Regions from separate parts of the Homo sapiens genome. Here all the other regions are linked to region 3. Evidence: chromatin contacts called from ENCODE Hi-C or POLR2A ChIA-PET data. All regions are on one chromosome and are shown on one strand. The core of a region is the stretch at or near the end of the contact, and the rest is flanking DNA. Distances in the headings are between cores, read along the strand shown.

Region 1 (3,789 bases), core at 973-3,472, 1.2 Mb before region 3:
TGTAATCATGGCCGGGCGTGGTGGTTCACACCTGTAATCCCAGCACTTCGGGAGGCAGAGGTGGGCAGAGAGCTTGAGCTCAGCAGTTCGAGACAAGCATGAGCAACATGGAGAAACCCCATTTCTACAAAAAAAAAAAAAAAAAACCACACACACAAAAAACTTTATAATAGCTTCTGTCCAAACCTGCAGATGCAACCAACTCAAGTATCAGTCATAAATTATTTTGGACAAACAACTATAGTTCAACCTACTCCATCTTCTGTACTTTTAGATAAGGGAAATGACTATAAAGCAATAAGCATGTAGATTCTCATGCCTTGGCCACCTGAGTAGCTGGAATTACAGGCATGCACCACACCATGCCCCACTAATTTTTGTGTATTTGGTTTTGCCATGTTGGCCAGGCTGGTCTCAGACTCCTGGCCTCAAGTGATCCGCCTGCCTCAGCCTCCCAAAGTGCTGAGATTACAGGCGTGAGCCACCACGCCCAGCCCAGAACTTTTGGTTAGCAGTCATTTATGTGTCCCTTATGTGCCAGGAACTGTGCTGACTGCTAATATATGAAATTAAAAGGGAGCTGTTCACAATGACCTCTCAAAATGGAAACAATCTTCCCAGAACCCAATACCTTCCTTTCACAAATACACTGGTGACAAAAATAATACCCCAAGTCTTGTTCGTTACTGCATTGACAAATTTTCCATGTTAGGCATACACAAGCCAATACAGTTAATTATTATTATTATTATTATGGTTACAGTTTATTATTATTATTTGAGACAGAGTCTCACTCTGTCACCCAAGCTGGAGTGCAAAGGTGCAATCTCCGCTCACTGCAACCTCCACCTCCCGGGTTCAAGAGATTCTCCTGCCTCAGCCTCCTGAGTTGCTGGGACTACAGATACCCGCAAGCAGGCCTGGCTAATTTCTGTATTTTTAACAGAGACGGGGTTTCCCCATGTTGCCCAGGCTGGTCTGGAACTCCTGACTTGAAGTGATCCACCCACCTCGGCCTCCCAAAGTGCTGGGATTACAGGTGTGTGCCACCGCGCCCGGCCCAGTTAATTATTTTATAGGTAATTTTCAAAGCAAGATGACAAGGTCGTTTGGAAAATTTTGTCCTTACAAAGAAATTTATAGCCCACTTCAATCCAAGACGGCCTCCTATTCAACGGCTTCATCTCCTCTTTTATAGACAAATACCTCCTGGGGCAGTTCATCCATACAGGCCATAGTTCTCACGGCCTATGACTTTTTCCGGTCTTTTAAGGATCTGACTTTCACCTACCACTCCAGTACTTACCTGATTGCCCAGCACGGCGGTGGCACAAGCTGTGGACACCTCTTTGGGCCCAAACCACACTGAGGCGATGCGGGAGGGCAAGCCCAGGATGAACACCTGGGCCACCGAGCACAAGCACTGGCCCAACATGGTGACCCAGAAGAGATGCTGCTGCACACTGCCGCACTTGATCCAGGCACCCAGGCAGTTGAGGCCGGAGCCCAGCAGGGCGGTGAGCCGCAGGCCTCTGGTGTCCAGCAGCCAGGTGGCCGGGAAGATGAGGGGCACGTAGGCCAGCATGTACACCATGGACAGCCAGTCGATGTGCAGCAAGGTGACACCGTAGAAGCCCTCGAAGACGTTGCTAATGATGCTGTACTGGATCCACTGAAAGGCGTTGACCAGCGAGTACAGGCTGAAGATCAGGAGCACCACGAAGCGCCGCGGGGAGAGCGCCGTAAGGGGCAGCGGGCTGCTCTCGGCCCCCGGGGTCTCAGCTCCCGCGCCCGCAGGCAGCAGCCGGGCCTGGGTCTCCTCTTCTGGGGCCAGTGGAGTCTGAGGCCCGCCCAGAACTCCCGAGGCGGCAGCGAGGCTGTCCCGGGGGGCCCCATTCACCGGGAAGGTGCCCGCTTTGGGCCCGTTCTGCAGCTCCACGCTCTCCTTCCCAACGGGCGCGCCCCTCGGCAACGGGAGGTATCCTTTCGCGAGCGGGTGTCCGGGCGCCACCGCCGCCCCCTCCTCATCGTCTGGCCGCGCCATATCCCAGGCTCCCCGGCGCCACCTCGCTCCCCCGCCCCACTCCCCGACTCCGCTCTCCCGGCCCACAGCCCGAGGTCCTCCTGGGGCCCCACCTCCAACCCCTCGGCCCACCGCTCCTTCCCCGGTGGCGCGCGCCGCGAACCGCAATCCGCGCTACCGCGTGAACAGATGAAGGTCTCCTCCCCCGCGCCGCGCGGCAGTCACCCCTTGTCTGGTCCCGCCCCTAGAGTCGCGCGTCCTGCATGACTACGGCCCTCCGGCCAATCAGCGTGCGCCTTTGTCCGGCGCGAGAGCCAGTCGGGGAGCTACCGGGCGAGAACTTCGGGAGGCGGGGGAGGAAAGCGGCCGGCGAGCGCTGGCTGACATTTTCCTGCCCGGAAGGATGCATGGCCCGGGGTCTCCTGCACCTGAGGGTGGGCGGGAGGCGGCCCCGCGGGTTGTGTTGCTGGAAAAAGGGGTCTCGATCCAGACCCCAAGAGAGGGTTCTTGGGTCTACTTCAGGGAAGAATTGGAGGCGAGTCACAGAGCGCAGTGAAGGAAGCAAGTTTATTGGAATCTACTCCGTTAGAGAGTGCAAGTCCTCAGACTGCAGGAGGAGGAACTCCCGTCCTTCGGTAGTGTCACTACTTAGAGGCAGCTGTGAGGAGCTGTGATTAATCGTGGAATGTGCTGATGTGCCCACTAAAGGTAGGGGCTGTTGGTGCACTAATGACCATTAATCCTTCAACCTAAGCCTGCGCATTGACGTTATCTCTGAGTAGAGGGCTGGGCCGGGCTCGGTGGCCACGTCTGTAATCCCAGCACTGTGGGAGGCCGGACAGGAGTCTCCCTTGAGCCCAGGAGTTCGAGACCAGCCTGGGCAACATACTGAGATGCCATCTATTTAAAAAAAAAAAAAAAAAAAAAAAAGCCAGTAGCCAGGCGTGGTGGTGCATGCCTGTAGTCCCAGCTACTCAGGAGGCTGAGGCAGGAGAACTACTTGAACCTGGGAGGCGGAGGTTGCAGTGAGCTGAGATCGCACCACACTGCCCTCCAGCCTAGCCTGGGCGACAAAGTGAGACCTTGTCTAAAAAAAAAAAAAAAACTCAGGACATCTGGACAATTCCGCAGACTTGGTGGGAGATGTCCTGTATGGCCATAAATATTGTGTAATTATAATTGTTGGTCAGCTTAGAATGCGGCTATTTTCAGACCTTTAGCATTAACCTTATAGGTGCCTTGTGAGTGCCTAGTTACTCACTTTAACATGCAGTCGCTCTAGCCATGTTTTATTAAACCAGATGCCTGGTAAGCAGTGGCTCCTCTAACAAGTGGGCAGCTTGGAACTGGGAACGAGAGAGCCACCGAAACAGAATGAGGGAGACAAAGAAGTGGGCATCACCCTTAACTCCACAAGGGCTTCCCAAGGGCGCTGTACCGTACGCAGGCCCAGGACGAACTTTATTTCTCGCCCCAGCATCGCTGTCCTTGTCGGTGAGACCCTGGCTTTAGGGCAGACAGGACCACGTTTCATAAGTTCATGCTGTCCCAGCAGAGGAATAACGCCAGAAAGTGTTCCAGTACAACCAGAGAAAGAGAGTCCATGAGAAATCTGCCCTTGTGAAGTTGGAATCCCCTCAACCTCACCCCGCTGACTTGAATGAAGCGACTGAGACGGGCTATGATGGAGCAGATCCGGTTGCTCGACCTTCTCCCTTGCACCAACACATGTAGTTAATAGTTACTGGACATGCATATTCAGTGGG
Region 2 (4,342 bases), core at 69-2,568, 1.1 Mb before region 3:
TAATTTTAGATCTTTATCAATGCATTTGTATGCACATAGGTAGACACAGGGGTTTTTTTAGTTGTTTATATAAATATTACATAATGCATTTTATTCTGTCATTGTTTTTCTTTTTTCACTCAACATGTAACATAGTTCAACTCCATGGTTTTTATTGGTAATTTTTTTCTTGCTTATATACACAGAGACAATTTTATTTAAATAATATTATATATGTATTTTTGTTTTTTGTGAGAGATTATTTGGTTTTGCTAGATTCCTCTTTTCTCCCATCTTCCATTAACATCTCCATATATACTTTTATCTGAGGACTCCTATATTCTAGAAAATCTTTAACCTAATCCTTCAACTTTGCTTCTTTCTCATTTCTTCTATTTTTGTATTTTATGTTTTTATTTTATAACCTATTTTTCTTTTGCAATGTCTTATGATTTTCTTTAGCTATTGGAGCTGTGTAGCATTTTAAAGTCATTTTTATATTGCTCTATTTTCATTTCATCTGCAGTAAATTCCTCTCCCTGACATTGGTTATACTGGCTGTCTTTCATGGTTTTAATTTCTTCATGTATTTTAGACTTTTGATTTGCAAGTGCTTCTTGACTAGAATTTTTCATGTGCATATCTGTCTACCACTGCTTTCACTCCCTCTGTCTAGTAGGTTTGGTTGCCTTCCATCTGGCCCCAAACAATCCCAGGCTGGAGCCATATCTTAACACTGGCAACAGAGGGCCTCTGTCCCAGTGTGACACTGGAGATTGGTCCAGGCCCAGGCTTGGAGGCATTATCTGCTTCCCATCATTTCTGGTTTAGCTTTAAGTAAGCTTTGCTTCCTGGCAGCGGTTAGGAGCAGTTTTGTCTTTTGAGTTGGTTTTTTTTTTTTTTTTGAGACAGAATTTTACTCTTGTTGCCCAGGCTGGAATGTAATGGTTGCTCACTGCAACCTCTGCCTCCTGGGTTCAAGTGATTCTCCTGCCTCATCCTCCTGAGTAGCTGGGATTACAGGTGCCCACCACCACGCCCGGATAATTTTTGTATTTTTAGTAGAGGCGGGGTTTCACCATGTTGGCCAGGCTAGTCTCCAACTCCTGACCTCACGTGATCCACCCATCTCAGCCTCCTTAAGTGCTGGGATTACAGGTGTGAGCCACCGCGCCGGGCTGGTTAGTGGCAGTTTTTTTCAGCCACCTTTTCAGGGTGGGTAAACTCTGTCTCAGCCCTCGGTTTCAAACAGTGAAGCTGTCTCTTCGTTTCCTGTTCTTCTGGAGCACTTCGAACACCTTTTATCTTGCAGGAGGCCAATTCCTGGCTACTTCTGCTTACCGGTAGGCCTGCAGCTTTAGCCTGACTTGCAGCTTTTTCTCTTCTCCTTTTTTTCTGGTTCATTGAAATGTTTTATTTTGTATATGCTTTAGGATATGTCATTTTAATTTTCTATATTCACTGATGCTTTTGGACATAGGAAGGGAGTTTTATGCACTACTGAAATCAACTTGACTAGGAAGTCTTAGGATACTTTTAAAAATGCAAATCAGTTTTCAGTCCTCTGCTTAAAATCCTAAACTCTAGACTTTTAGCATTCCCTTAGGTGATCTGGCCCCTACCTACCTCTCCAGATTTATTTCAGGCACTTTCCTGTTTGCTGCCAGTCTTTCAGTTCTTTGAAAGTGCCTCACTGTCACACATGCATGCCCCCTTGCCCAAGTTTGACATCTTCCCAGTTCTCTTTTCTCATTTAAATGTTACCTCCTCAGAGAGATCTTACCTAACCACCCTCATTAAAATACTCTCCCCAGTTGTTTATCATGACACCTGTTTATTTCCTTAATAGTACTTGTTACAGCTTATAAGTATTTGTGTTTATTTTCTTGTTTATGCTCTCTCACAAAACTGAAAGCTCCATGAGTTTTTTAATATTATATTTACATTATATATAGCCAGCATATAGCAGCATGCCCAATAAATACATCATGAGTGACTGTTACTCATTGGTCCATTCAGTTGTATATATTGAATGGCTACAGTATGACAGAACTGTTCTCAATGTGGCAGATGTAATATTAGTGAGCAGCACAAAGTTCTTACTCTATAGAGTTTATATTTTAGTGGGAGAAGAAAAGTAATAAATATAAAAATAAATAAGTGACATCAGTGCTTTAGGGTGGTGTGTTTAGGTGATGGGGAAACACTTTTCTGAGGTAGTAACAGGAAGGAATTTATCTGGTGATGATCAAGAAAAAGAGCTGTCAAGCAGAGGGAAGAGCTAGAATAAAGTTCTTAAATCAAGAATGAGCTTGAGTATTCATGGAACAAAAGACCAGAGAGGCTGTAGTGAAGTGAGTAATAGAGGGAAGAAGCATTGCAAGACAATGTCAAAAACTTGGCTGAGGCCAGATAATAACGAGCGAGGGTCAGGAGTTTGAAAGTGTGCCTTAAGAGAGGTGCAACATGGTACTGAAGGAGGTGGTGAGGTGTAGGTGGGAAGGTGTGCTGCAGAGGATTTCATCTACTGAGCAAATGGGTTCAACACATCTCTATAAATTGTAGCAAAGGGTTATCTTTCAGAAAATCACAAATCACTGCTGTGTTTTTGGTTTCATTTTCACCAGGGATGCTGCTTTCTAATTCTTGGTTCTAATGGCTTAATTACCTCTTTAGAAACCAGTAGAAGCCACACATCTGATGCTGTGCGTGATTGCTTGTTTATATTCATAAAATACATTGGAAATAGAAAGGAAGTACTCACTTAGTGCTTTTTTTTTTTTTTGCTGAATTTCTGAATTTGGGCAGGCTTTTGGAAGTTCATGTTTCCTAGTTTAGTCAGTACAGTGACCTGAAAGCAAAACTAGGTTGATTACTCAATCTTTCATTTCCACTTTTTCATTTCCCTGTGTTTTAGAAAGCAAGTGACTAGGGAAGGCAGTGTTCTCAAGGATGCCTAACTTCCACATTTTTAAGAGCAAACTCTTTTTAAAAATATCCTTATAGCAATCTACTGATGAGCTGTCCACCAATAAGATGTGGTCTCATTTGACATTTACAACCTTTTATAATCCTGTTGTAATGAATAATTGCTTCCATATTGCCTTTTTTTAAAAGTTCTTTGAAATTAACTGAAGATCCCTTTTTTCCCTGTCCTTCGCTAAACATGTAGCGATGGCAAGGAGCTATTTTAAGTTTCTGTATGGTAAACTTAATGATACTTCCAGTTCTTTTGCTGACCCTACAGGCAGAGGACTCAGAGGCAGTTCCGCTTCTTTCCTAATAATGCTGTCTTGCTTAAGCCACTGTCACAATATTTACAGGTAGCCACTCACAAATAGTTACACTTTAAAAATTCATGTAAGTCTGAGTTTTGGAATTTGAAATACACTTCCCACTGGGAAAAAAATGTATAAATAAATAAATAAATATGTTTCTAGGCAACCCTTTACAGGCTTATTAAACCTTAATCTATAATGTAGCTGAAATACTATACATTTATGATGAAAAAATTAGGAAAATCATATTTCAGATGCATATTAGTTCCACTATATGACATTTAAGTAGGATTTTATATGGAATAGTTTGGCTCCTTTAACACCATTGTTGGTGGTGAGAAGGGTAAGTAGTGGTGTCACGAGGTTCTAGAGAGAAGACATTGAGAATGGTCCTCGAGAAAGCCCATCCCATCTCCTGTGTGGCATGGACCAGCCATCTGCATGTGAGACAGTCTTAAGTCACATACTTGTATATCAGGAGTATTGTATGATCTTACTAGTTGCAAAATGTGAAAAAATTCATTTAGAATAATCTTGAGTGAGGGAGTGAAAAGTATATATATTTTGAAATTTCCTAAGCAGATATTGTTGGAAAAATGCCTTTTTCATGCATTTACAGATAATATATTCATATATTTAGTGACCATTTTTAGTTGTGTTTTCCTTCTTTTGTCTTTAAAAAAAATGGTTTTATTAATTATTGGTGCTACTTAGTTTTAAATGTAAAGGACTTAATTCATTTAAAAAGAAAAAAAGGTACCATAAAGTTAATAGTTTAAACATTTAATTCTATAATTGTTCTAGAGTTTTAATGTTTTAGTTCTTTACCAGGCACAATTATTTCAAGAGATTTTCATTATGTTGAAGCTAACTTTTTACCATTAGTTAACTTATATTCTTATGAGGACAGTATAATTCCTGACAAAGCAGTATTTTGGAAAGTTATAGAATGTAGAAGAGTGTGTGCTTTGGATTCTAGGAGGGAGATGTGAGTTCTTATTCAAGTCTAGATACATTTCTCAGCTTCTGTTTCTTTACCTACAAAAGGAGGCTGATGAAACCCACTTGCCTCCCAGGGTTGCTAA
Region 3 (3,802 bases), core at 517-3,016:
TTGGCTCACGGTTCTGGAAGCTAGGAAGTCCAAGATCAAGGGGTAGCATCTGGCAGCAGCCTTTTCTCTGGGTCATAAAATAGCAGAAGGCATCACATGGTAAGAGAAACAGCAAGGGAAAGCCAAACTCATTTTTATAACCAACCGACTCTCAAGATAACCCACTCCTGTGATTACGTTAATCCATTCGTGAGGGGTAGCCCTCATAACCCAATCAATTTAAAGGTCTCACCTCTTAACACTTTTGCATTAAGAATAGTTTCCAACACATGAACTTTGGGGGATACATTCAAACCACAGCAAGCTCTATGGATACCAATCTGTAAGAGGCACAAAAATAAAAAAATGATGCTAATTAACACAGCCACTTGCAGTGCCTTACATAACTTTTGAAACCTAAATTGGTCCTATTCCCCTGAGGTAAGACAGTGCCCTTGAATGTTAATTTAAAAATTCTCCTGGTTGGCAATTCCAATTATCTTATGTTATATTCAGGGCATGTAATAAGTCCCTTATTTTTACATAAAGAGCTTTTAAATTCTTATTAATAGAAAATCAGGTGTCTTTTAATCCTTTGCTGAACAGATATTTAAAGAAAACTGGCCTGTTCATGCATTTCCAAATTATTAGCTTTCTGGTAATTTACATATTCCTCTAACAAGCCCTGGATGGAGGCCTCTAAGTCCTCCTTCCCTGGTAAACATGGGGCTGTTCATTTGGCTGGGTAAGCTGAGAACGTTGGTGTGTGGGTGCGTAAAAGAGAATCTGTGTTCAATGAAGTATTGTCGATAGGGTTAATTGTGTATTTGGCACACATAAACGGGACAAGACGTGTAAAGTACTTGGTAGGAGAGCGACAGTATTTCTCCTTTTTTTTTTTTTTTTGGAGACTGGGTGTCACTCTGTCGCCCAGGCTGGAGTGCAGTGGCGCACGGCTCACTGTAACCTCTGCCTCCCAGGTTCAAGCAATTCCTCATGCCTCAGCCTCCCAAGAAGCTGGGATTACAGGCCTGCAACCCCATGCTCTGTTACTTTTTTTTTTTTTTTTTTCATTTTTAGTAGAGACGGGGTTTCGCCATGTTGGCCAGGCTGGTCTTGAACTCTTGGCCTCGAGCAATCCGCCCGCCTCGGCCTCCCAAAGTGCTAGGATTATAGGCGTGAGCCACAGCGCCCGGCCTAATTTTCGTATTTTCAGTAGAGACGAGGTTTGCCCTGTTGCCCAGGCTGGTCTGAACTCCTGGGCTCAAGCGACCCACCCACCTCGGCTTCCCAAAGTGCTAGGGTTACGGGCGAGCGTGAGTCACCGCGCCCACCCGGGAGTCTGTATTTCTAATTTGTATTCAGCTCTCAGCATATCCTCAACGTGACCCCACCCAGGTTCAGGGTACTGGAACCTGAGCGAGGAATGCGTGTGCCGGGGAGAGTAGGTAGTGTGAGGGGCCAGAGTGCAAAGGTCAGAAGGCATCTGGTGGAAGCGGTGTGCAAAGAAGCCTGAGGGGAGGACCTTAGATCTCGGTTACCTTGGCGATCTCTATCAGAGGGTTAGAGTTGCCGAGAGGCGCCAGCTGCCGCTTCCTCTCTCCCGCCCTCCGTTTGGCTTAGCTCGCCGGGTTCTCCCACAGGTTAAAAGCAGACGCCGACGCGGTTGCCTAGTGACACTTTTCCCAAAATGCCTAGGGTATTGTTGTGTTCTTCTTAGCCAATGAGAGAGGCGAAGCGGCCCACCGCCTGCCAATAGACTGCGAGATCAGGGCCCGCGACGGTTAAACGGGGCCCAAGGCAGGGGTGGCGGGTCAGTGCTGCTCGGGGGCTTCTCCATCCAGGTCCCTGGAGTTCCTGGTCCCTGGAGCTCCGCACTTGGCGGCGCAACCTGCGTGAGGCAGCGCGACTCTGGCGACTGGCCGGCCATGCCTTCCCGGGCTGAGGACTATGAAGTGTTGTACACCATTGGCACAGGCTCCTACGGCCGCTGCCAGAAGATCCGGAGGAAGAGTGATGGCAAGGTGAGCGTGGGACCTACCCTGCGCCTGCCCCTGCTTAGGTTTCGTCGCCTCGGGGCGAGCGCCCTGCGCCACCGAAGGGAACCGACAGGGCTGAGGAAATGGGTGCCCGGAAGACTAAACCGTCTTTCCTGGGTCTGCATCTGACAGCCTGTCCTGGGTGGCTTAAAGGATGGGAGACCGCTTCTTTTGATATATGTATTTCCATCTTTTCCCGTTTCTCTCCCCATTTCTCTCTTTCTCCTGCTTTGGCTTGCTAAGGACCTTCCATTGGTGACAGGTAACTAATTCCTGAGCTGTTTTTAGAGCTCTAAGAGTGGCCCTCTCAGGCACAAGAAAGGGGCAGGACTACCAGAACCCGAAGCTTTGTATCTGCAGTCAGACTCCCTCAAAATATCCATTATTAGGATTATTGGATTCATATTTCCCAATGTATATAGGTAGAACTTTTACAGAAAGTAACATTGGACAGGAAACTGCCTGGCTGCTGATGGAGGGATCTTTACCAAGGTGTCTCATCCTGGGAAAACACGACTGGGGTGGAATGGGGCAGGGACTTTGACCACCTTCACCCCAATTTTGACTATAGTACCTTTTAGCCAACTTCCCACTAACCAACTGAGGGTAGGGGTTGGGGGAGTCCTCATGTGCCTCATTCCCGTTTGTCTCCCCACAACATACATTTACTGCTTAGAACTGGAGGAAGATTATGGAAGTAAACTCACAGCTCCTTAAGTTCATTGAACTAAATTAGATAATGACCTTGATTGTAGGATATAATTAAAAGGGAGGTAATTTGTTAAATCTTGGAACTTTCATTCTTTGTTTTTGAGCATAATGAGTTCATTCATACCTTGGAAATTCTTATTTCAGATATTAGTTTGGAAAGAACTTGACTATGGCTCCATGACAGAAGCTGAGAAACAGATGCTTGTTTCTGAAGTGAATTTGCTTCGTGAACTGAAACATCCAAACATCGTTCGTTACTATGATCGGATTATTGACCGGACCAATACAACACTGTACATTGTAATGGAATATTGTGAAGGAGGGGATCTGGCTAGTGTAATTACAAAGGGAACCAAGGAAAGGTAAGCATAATCTTTTAAAAATGTAAGCTGAAATTGGTCTAGTTTCATTTATTTTAAGCATCTTGTTTTAGGATCAGTAATATGGAAGAGTGTATTTGTATTTGTTTGGTAGGTCCACAGTACTTTAGAAAATTCCTGGTGAATCAACACCCATATTTTATATCAAAATAACAATTTATAGGCTGAGTGTGGTGGCTCACACCTGTAATCCCAACACTTTGGGAGGCCGATGCGGGAGGATCACTTGAGCCCAGGATTTCAAGACCAGCCTGGGCAACATAGTGGGACCCTGTTTCTACAAAAATTAGCCAGGTATAGTGACATGTGCCTGTAGTCCAAGCTACTTGGGAGGCTAAGGCAAGAGGATTGCTTGAGCCTGGGAGGTCGAGGCTGCAGTGAGCCATGATCGTGCCACTGCATTCCAGCCTGGGTGACAGAGTAAGACCCTGTCTCAAAAAATATAAATAAATAAATAAATAAATTCCCTATTTGTACACTGGATAATTTATATCATCCCATCTTGGCAATGATTTTTTTAGAAGTTATATGCTGTATAACTGCTTTGGTTTTAGGCAATACTTAGATGAAGAGTTTGTTCTTCGAGTGATGACTCAGTTGACTCTGGCCCTGAAGGAATGCCACAGACGAAGTGATGGTGGTCATACCGTATTGCATCGGGATCTGAAACCAGCCAATGTTTTCCTGGATGGC
Region 4 (3,778 bases), core at 221-2,720, 1.3 Mb before region 3:
TTCTTGTGGAGTCTGGCCAGAATCAGGTCAGACCAGGCCCCGATTTAGGATTCACGGCCGGTCTGGGTAGGCCGCAGAGGCAGAGCATGGCCTCAGCTGGACGGACACAGGGAAAGGGAAGCTTCATTCACACCTGTCACCTTCATTCCAGGCCAGTCCGCTCCTCCCTCACATTCCTTGCTTCCCCTGATGGAAAGCACCGGTGCTGGCAGCTGCCAGGGCAGACAGCTGATGTTGCTATGTAAACAGAGGCCTCAGCCAAGACGGATTCGGCCCAGAAGAGATTTTTCAGCCGGTGCCCATCCCTTTGAGCCCTCCCCAGGCAGGAGACTCTGGCCATAGGCCAACTGTTGGAGATTCCAGGGCACAGTTTCCAGGCTCTGATGTCACTTCTCCTTTCCGGGACAAGAACCCCTCAGCTCTAGGAAACCTCACCCTGTCTGCCCCTGTCTGACCCTATGTGACCCTGGGGAGCTCACAGAGGCTCCTGGCTCACTCTGCCTGAGGTGGTCTTTTCTGATGAGGCCCATCATTCCATCTTGGTTTCTCCAAGCATCCCTGGAGACTCTGGGCCATATGAATTTCCCTGGGGGAACTGACCAGGCAGTCACTGGAGTAGAAACTGCCCCTTCACCATCTTGGCGGTTTAGCTTTTCCCTTCGTAGCCTTCCTAGTGTTCTTTTTTGTTTGTTTGCTTCCCTCTACTTTCCACCCTAAGGAAATCTCCTTTTCTCACTGGGGATATTTCTCATTTGGGATCTAAGGAGAATTACTTCTTGGGCACCAGTCAATGTGATTAGACCATGGAATCAAATTTATTTTCAATGACTTCATTAAACAACTTCTGCCCTTACTCAACCAGATGTCTGGACATACGTAATCCTTCCTGACAGAATGCAGCAGGAATTCCATTGTCCAGCTCAAGGCCCTGCAGTGAAAGGAGATGGGCTTTCAGGGCTTACTAACCTCTGGGACCCCCAGGGTGTCCAGCAGGGCAGACAGAGCCCGCTGGAGCCATGAACTGCCACAGAGATCAGTGATGAAGAAGGGAAATCAAAGAGGAAGAAAAGGGGAGGCAAAGAAAGGTGACCAGCAAAGAAAACAGGAGGAGAGACAGCAGGAAAAAAGCAGCCACACAGGGGAGAGAAGATGAAGAGGTTCTCATGGGTCCTCAGGAACACTGGCCTCCATTGAGAAGAATGTTTCACGTGGTCACTCTGGCTGCAAAACCAGAAAATCACTATCTGCTCACTCCAATTCACCCAGGGCCAGCTCATAGGCAGCAAGCCAAGAGTCATGAACTGTCAGAAATGGAAAGGACCTCGGAGAGCGCTGAAGCTTCCCAGTGAGGGCGCTGTTGGCATTTGAGGTGGAACGGTTCTTTATTGGGCAGGGTGGTCCTGGGCTTTGCGGGGCATTTACCATCTCAGGCCCCCGGCCCTAGCAAGGAGCCTCCTCACTTACCAAGATGTGAGAAGCAAACGCTTCCACCTCCCACCACACTTCTAACCCTCCTCTCCCAGAGCTGACCCAGTTGAGAACCCCTGGGAACACCCCTTAGTGAAGAGCTGCAAGGGTTCTGAGGCCCGGGGCTGGGAAGGAGTTGGTTTAAGTTCACAGATGGCCTTTGAAACATGAATCTCAACCTCCCTCTCCCTTTCTCTTTACGAACCACAGGAAAAAACTTGACAATTCAGTGTAGTAGGTGCTTTACACACTCCCAGAGGAGCAGTGTGAGAAAGGACCCGTGGGTGGAAGGGTGGGGGAGTCCTGGTTTCCCTCTTGAAACTTGGTCTCAGCGGATGCTACGCAGTCATCTTCACCTGCCCTCCCCCTCGGCTGATTCTTGTCAACCCAGTGACACTGATCCTCCTCTCGAAAGGGATTATTTAGACAAGTGCAAAAATGGAGAGGAATTCAAGGCTGGAAGTCGCTCCAGCTGGAGGGAGGAGGTGGATGGGGATATAATGCCACTAAAATTATCCATGGCAGACAGGGACTGGGACCCCACAGCTGATGGGCCTCTCGCCTGTTATGGTAATTTTCCACCCTTTGGGCCCCTCCCAAGCTTCCTCATGACACCCAACACATTTAGAAATGACGCGATGGCCTTATGTAATGCTGACAGAATAGCACAGGGACAGAGTCACCAAACCCTAGTCCTGGCCATCTTACAGTAAGATTCCCGGAGTTTGTGGAGTGATTGGGTCAAGACCATATTTGTCACTTTCTCATTTCCTCGCCAAAAGCAAGATTACCTAGAGAAAAGGCTGCTTGGCGAAGGCCATGGGTGGAAGCTGAGAAGCTGCTTCTCTCCAAACATACCTCCAGGAACACAGCTGTCCTGAGTTCTAGTGTGGCAGAATGGCGGGAGCTGGAATCTAGAGAGGGAAGCTGGGGCTTGGCGCTCCAGTGCTTGTGGCCTCTCACAGCTCTTCTTCTTATTCTCATGTCCTGCACCTCTCTTCCCTCTCCTCCTACACAGTAGACCCTGCAATCTCTTCCCCAGCCCTGCAACTCAGAAGTCAAGGTTTCGGAGGAATTAGGGAGAGAATCTTCCCTCCTCAAACACCTCAATCCATTTGAAACTTCAGCTGAGAGATCTGCCCTCCAGAGTTCCCTCCCAACCTCCAAGTGCTGGAGAAAGAGAAAAGAAGTGGCAAGGGTTTCCGCCACCAAGAATAACCATAGTCTTACTGGATTTGCTAATACAAAATTGTCCACGGGCACCTACAAGCCAACTGGGCTCTGTGGATGGTCAAACCGTTCCAAGGCCACTCGGCCCTAGTTGTGGGGAAAAAAAACCGCAAAGACTCTGACCTACTGGGAGCAGTTTAGGAAGGAGGACTTTTGGGAATCAATGTTTACCTGGGAGGAAGGGCTCGAGGGCAGGGGCGTGAGTCAGGGGGATTCTGAGGCAGGTGGCAATCACTCTTCACCTTTTTTGAAAAGTTGATGATTTCACTGAACCATCAGCCATCACCTCCGTGCTCCTGGGGCTTTCCCCACTGGGGCTGGGATCGACTTTGGGGCGTGGAGGGAGGAGGGTGATGGAAGAGAATTCCCCTCTTCCTGCAGGTCTTCCTTCCTGACCTCGAGTGACCGACCACTCCCTTCCCCAGTCTTTCTCCCCATTCCCAGGCCCACTCTGATGTGCTGGCAGGGTAGGAGGGGAGCGGGAGAGTAGATAGCTTTCACTCACAACTGAGGCAGTCTAACAGCTGTCCTCTGCAGGCGCAGGGGTGGTCACTTGCCTTGGCTGCATGAAAAAGTAGTCAGAGATTAGCGTATGGGCATGGCCTAGGGGATGAAGGACCGGAGGCCCAGTCTGGCCCCCAGGAGAGTGACCAGTTGGGCCCCTCCCAGAATGACTTCACTGGGGCCCAAACATGGGAGCCAGTGCAGGGTCAGACCCCCTAACTTCACCTCCACAACCTCATTATCCAGAGATCCAGGCAACACTGGACAAGGCTGAGCCCCTAAATCACACCCAACGGCTTTATCTGCCCCTCTCAGCAGACCCAGTACTTTTAGCCAGTGACTGTTATTTTTCAGGGTCAACCGCCAACTCAGTTTTCCCATTCTGATTCATCAAACACAGGTGGAGGCCTGCGGCTGAAGCAAACGGTAGATGTCAAAGTGTGGTCCCCGGACCAGCAGGATCAGCATCATTAGAAACACCAGTTCTCAGGCTCCATCCCATATGTGCTGAATCAGAAGCTCTGGGAAAGGGGTCCAGCAGTCTTCTGTTTCAACAAACCCTCCAGGTGATGCTGGT
Region 5 (3,899 bases), core at 533-3,032, 1.4 Mb before region 3:
ACATCCCTCTATTCTCCGAACAGCAATCGGCAATAGCAGGTCAGGTCTTCTCATTATCTTTATACAGACATGTTCATCTATCCCTCCTTCTCACATTTATCTGAATTGTGCACCATTTCCATACATCACGTGCCACTCCCATGCCCCAAACTGATCTATTTAACCTTTAAGATTCTTCTCAGGCTGGGTGTGGTGGCTCATGCCTGTAATCCCAGCACTTTGGGAGGCCGAGGCAGGCGGATCAACTGAGGTCAGGACTTCGAAATGAGCCTGAGCAACATGCAGAAACCCCATCTCTACTAAAAATACAAAAAATTATCAGGGCATGGTAGCACATGCCTGTAATCCCAGCTACTCGGGAGGCTGAGGTAGGAGAATCGCTTGAACTCAGGAGGCAGAGGTTGCGGTGAGCAGAGATCATGCCATTGCACTCCAGCCTGGGCAACAAGAGCGAAACTCCGTCTCAAAAAAAAAAAAATTATTCTGAAGGCCTGCTTTACATCCTCCAAATGTATATTGAACTACTGTTACTTAATCTGTACCTCTCTTCTTTAAAAATTGATAAAGTTAATTATTAACATTTTATATAACTTGGAGTTAGGCAAAACTGGTTTCAGATCCCAGACAGATCTGCTACTGCCTTGCAATGTAAAGTTGGGCAAGTTACTAAACTTGCTTTAATCTATTTCTTCCTCATTAAAATGAGAATTAAATTGGGTGATGTGCATAAAATGCCTACTATACACATATATTCATGCACACATACGTCACATACATATATACTTATTTAATTTTGATTTATTCTTACTTTCCTAGAAGATGCAGACTCTCTTTAAAACTCAAGGCAAAAGCAATGAAACATAAAGTGGGTACTAAAAATTGGACCAGTTAGTTGATGTAAAGGAGCCTCCCAACTTTAAAATGTGCCCTCATGGTAGCTCACACAAGCCACCCTCAGCAGATTTTTTTCACGTCTCCTACTGAAAAACATGAAAAACTCAAAGGTTTGACAAAGCCCGGATCCACAGTTCCTAGGTTGGTGGCCTAACACTGACATCTGTCCCAAGAATCTGTCTTTCTCACAGCAAACCTGATAAAGGTCAAGAGAAAAAACAACTTATATTACATAAGCCAAACAATACATAAATTAACACTTTTTAATCTGCATTATCTTCCTGGAGCAAGCAAAACCACTTCTGCAAATTGCGAACTCAGAAGAGAAAGTCCAAACGGGATGGGAACTGAGTCATCAATTTAAAACCATCAACCACTGACTGCCCCACCCCCAGAAAGAGGACTCTACCACGACCTACTACAGTGAAGCCCTGGGCATATCACACTCAGCCACTACTCTAAAAATCCCAACCTCCGACACCCAAGTCCCGCCAGTAGGAGCAGCACCCAGTCCCACCCTCGGCTCTGAGCCAGAGTCAGGTACCCTCACATCAGGGTCCCCACCCCAGATCCTCAGGTCCCAATCCAAGCTCTACCCCAGCCCGACACCGGCACTCACCCGGGCGGTGACCTTATATACTGTGTAGCCCCTCGGGTGTCGCTGGGGCTCGGTGACAGTGTAGAAACGGGCCAGGTCGGCACTCCGCTCCCGGTAAGAGGTCATCCTCCCGCCGCCTCTGCCGCCGCCGCCACCCGCCCGGGATCATGAGGGAAACCCGGCGCCGCCGCGGTCCAGGTTCCCCAACGCAGCGGCGAAGCGGCGAGGGGGCGGTGGCTCCAAGGCGGCTCCACGGCGGCGCCTCAGCTGCACAGCTCTGCTTCCGGGTCAGCAGAGAAGCTTCCGGGCCAGGCTATCTCCCGCTTCTAGGGGGAGGGGAGACTCCTCCTTAGATTCTAGCCCCTTTGGGGCACCTGGGACTGGCCTGTAGTTGAAGACTAAGGGGTCGCGCTGCCACCCCCGTCACTGCGGAGACCTCAGGCCTCTCCACTAAAGACGACCTCTTGTACGCTAGCTCCGTCACCTTTTATGAGATTTTATGAGAGTTGGTATAGCCACGCCACACCGGGAGAGCGTGGTCCTCCCTGCCTCCGCCCCGCCGTGGTACAAACTTAAGTGGAGTGTTGAAGGGATGGAGAGATACCATAGCCTAGCACCTTCTTTCCTTACCTATTCACAGCCTATCATTTTAAATACCCACAGCAACATCTCATTCTCTGAGACATATCCCTTACTTCTTTCTAAGACGAATTTCCTTCCATTGAGCGCCTTTCTGTAACACATCTGCACAGCAAGCCCCCAACCCAAAAAAGCTCCCAAGCCAATATCAATCTTTTAAAAATCCCCACAGGTTCGAAAATCTGGAGTCCGCCTCTGGCTAGAAGAAAGAAATATGTCACTCGACCTCTCCGAGTCACTCACTACAGTTTCCAATTTCAGCTGAGGTTGTTATCAACGCTTGGCAGTTCCTTTATCTTTTTGTGATCAAGGTTCCTTTTCATTCCACAAAATATTCATGCCAAGTCTTTGCCATTATCCTAAAGACTCTGTTCCTCTTCCTTTTGCCTCCCTACTCTCCGCACCACCACTCTTCTTTACAGGGAAAAAAGAAGAGGAAGAAGCAGCTATGGCCCTTAGTACCAATTCCTTTGTCTTCTCACATTTCCATGCCAGTCTGAAACGTACACATATCACTTGCTCATTTTTACAGCTAATGACTCCACATGTGATCTGAATCCCATCCTCTTTGGCAAACCTTAAGACACTGTTTCAATGACATTCCAAATCTCCTTTCTGTATGTTTAATCTCTTTCTCACCACTGGCTCCTTCTTTTCAACCTACATATATCTAAGTCTATTAGTCATTCATTAAACCTGAATTCACCACCTACTATGTGCCAGACATGATGCCAATTTGGCATTGGAGTTACAAAGATAGTCCCTGTTCTCCGACCGGGCGCGGTGGCTCACGCCTGTAATCCCAACACTTTGGGAGGCCGAGGCGGGCGGATTACCTCAGGTCAGGAGTTCGAGACCAGCCTGGCCAACATGGTGAAACCCCGTCTCTACTAAAAATACAAAAAATTAGCCAGGCGTGGTGGCAGGCGCCTGCAATCCCAGCTACTTGGGAGGCTGAGGCAAAAGAGTCGTTTGAACCCGGGAGGTGGAGGTTTCGGTGAGCCAAGATCGCACCATTGCACTTCAGCCTGGGGGACAAGAGCAAGACTTCTCTCAAAAAAAAAAAAAAAAAAAAAAAGGTAGATAGTCCCTGTTCTCAAGTACCATCTAGTAGGAAAAATAAAGACACAAAATATACTGTGATAAGTACCATGGTGAATGTATATATGGAGTACTAAAGAGCACATCAATTCAGGATGGAAGATCGCCTAAGGCTTTCTGATAGAAGACTGAGTCTTGGAAGAGAGATGGGAGTTAGCCAGGAGAGAAGGGAGTAAAGGGCATTATTCATTTTGCCTTCTTTTCTTCCTTTCTTTCTCCTTCCACTCACCGTCAAAGTTGTTTAAGTTGATTTTAAAGTAATCTACATCAACATTGCATCATCACCCATTTATTCCCATGTCCAATTCAATCTGGTTTCACCTCTATATTGCTACTCTGAAACTGCTCTGAAAACAGTTTCCAGTGACCTCAATTTGCCCAATATTTCTGGATTTTGAAAGTCTCTGACCATTTCTACCTTTTTAAAACTTTTGTATATTCTTAGCATATGAGTCAGCATTATTTCTCTTTTCTCTTTTATACTCAGATGACTTGCTCTTTTTTCAGTCTCCTTTGCTGGTTTCTATTCCTTCCAAGAACTTTTAGTATTCTTGTTTCTCAAGATTTTGCCTTTGATCCTTTGTTCTTTATTCCCATTGACTTGCAAATGTCTATCTCCCAGCATATCTCTCTTCCAGGACTTGACTCACTTTACCTACATCTTTAT

What was found. Hi-C counts contacts between places; a loop is a spot of excess contacts on that map. ChIA-PET counts read pairs that join two places held with the same protein, here RNA polymerase II (POLR2A). Pooled maps may share reads with other maps.
Region 1: a map of OCI-LY7 shows a loop between it and region 3 (4-fold over the local background). The contact joins the promoter of FLVCR1 here to the promoter of NEK2 in region 3. A Hi-C loop is called at or near these places in 2 of 168 maps with a recorded cell type or tissue (OCI-LY7 and naive thymus-derived CD4-positive, alpha-beta T cell) and 9 of 50 pooled maps.
Region 2: a pooled map shows a loop between it and region 3 (4-fold over the local background). The contact joins the enhancer-like site here to the promoter of NEK2 in region 3. A Hi-C loop is called at or near these places in 1 of 37 single-sample maps with no recorded cell type and 2 of 50 pooled maps. POLR2A ChIA-PET finds 5 or more read pairs at or near these places in 2 of 52 experiments (A673 and activated B cell).
Region 4: a pooled map shows a loop between it and region 3 (4-fold over the local background). The contact joins the enhancer-like site here to the promoter of NEK2 in region 3. A Hi-C loop is called at or near these places in 2 of 50 pooled maps.
Region 5: a loop to region 3 is called in a pooled map, with 6 times the contacts of the local background. The contact joins the promoter of RPS6KC1 here to the promoter of NEK2 in region 3. A Hi-C loop is called at or near these places in 7 of 50 pooled maps.

What each region holds. Positions count from the first base shown.
Region 1 is chr1:212,856,708-212,860,496 of GRCh38, reverse strand. FLVCR1 (FLVCR choline and heme transporter 1) reads right to left here and starts at 2,222. Exons shown (of 10, transcript NM_014053.4): 1 at 1,307-2,222. The coding sequence starts at 2,044. FLVCR1-DT (FLVCR1 divergent transcript) reads left to right here and starts at 2,359. Exons shown (of 2, transcript NR_027286.1): 1 at 2,359-2,731; 2 at 3,579-3,789. RefSeq lists silencers at 1,772-1,981, 2,062-2,121.
Region 2 is chr1:212,751,312-212,755,653 of GRCh38, reverse strand. The region is part of intron 4 of NSL1 (NSL1 component of MIS12 kinetochore complex); the gene reads left to right. Among named protein-coding and RNA genes, the nearest start is that of NSL1, 38 kb to the left of the region's middle. Within about 2 kb of position 1,318, at least 4 of the 41 ENCODE cell types and tissues checked have a DNase peak (open chromatin) inside an H3K27ac peak, as active enhancers do.
Region 3 is chr1:211,673,585-211,677,386 of GRCh38, reverse strand. NEK2 (NIMA related kinase 2) reads left to right here and starts at 1,766. Exons shown (of 8, transcript NM_002497.4): 1 at 1,766-2,003; 2 at 2,874-3,091; 3 at 3,664-3,802. The coding sequence starts at 1,908. It overlaps NEK2-DT (NEK2 divergent transcript), which reads right to left and starts at 1,625. Exons shown (of 4, transcript NR_148994.1): 1 at 1,521-1,625; 2 at 233-320. RefSeq lists enhancers at 1,486-1,780, 1,803-2,062.
Region 4 is chr1:212,977,728-212,981,505 of GRCh38, reverse strand. The region is part of intron 7 of VASH2 (vasohibin 2); the gene reads right to left. Among named protein-coding and RNA genes, the nearest start is that of VASH2, 29 kb to the right of the region's middle. RefSeq lists a silencer at 1,245-1,539 and an enhancer at 1,827-1,876. Within about 2 kb of position 1,470, at least 12 of the 41 ENCODE cell types and tissues checked have a DNase peak (open chromatin) inside an H3K27ac peak, as active enhancers do.
Region 5 is chr1:213,049,124-213,053,022 of GRCh38, reverse strand. It overlaps RPS6KC1 (ribosomal protein S6 kinase C1), which reads right to left and starts at 1,782. Exons shown (of 15, transcript NM_012424.6): 1 at 1,514-1,782. The coding sequence starts at 1,618. RefSeq lists a silencer at 1,554-1,653.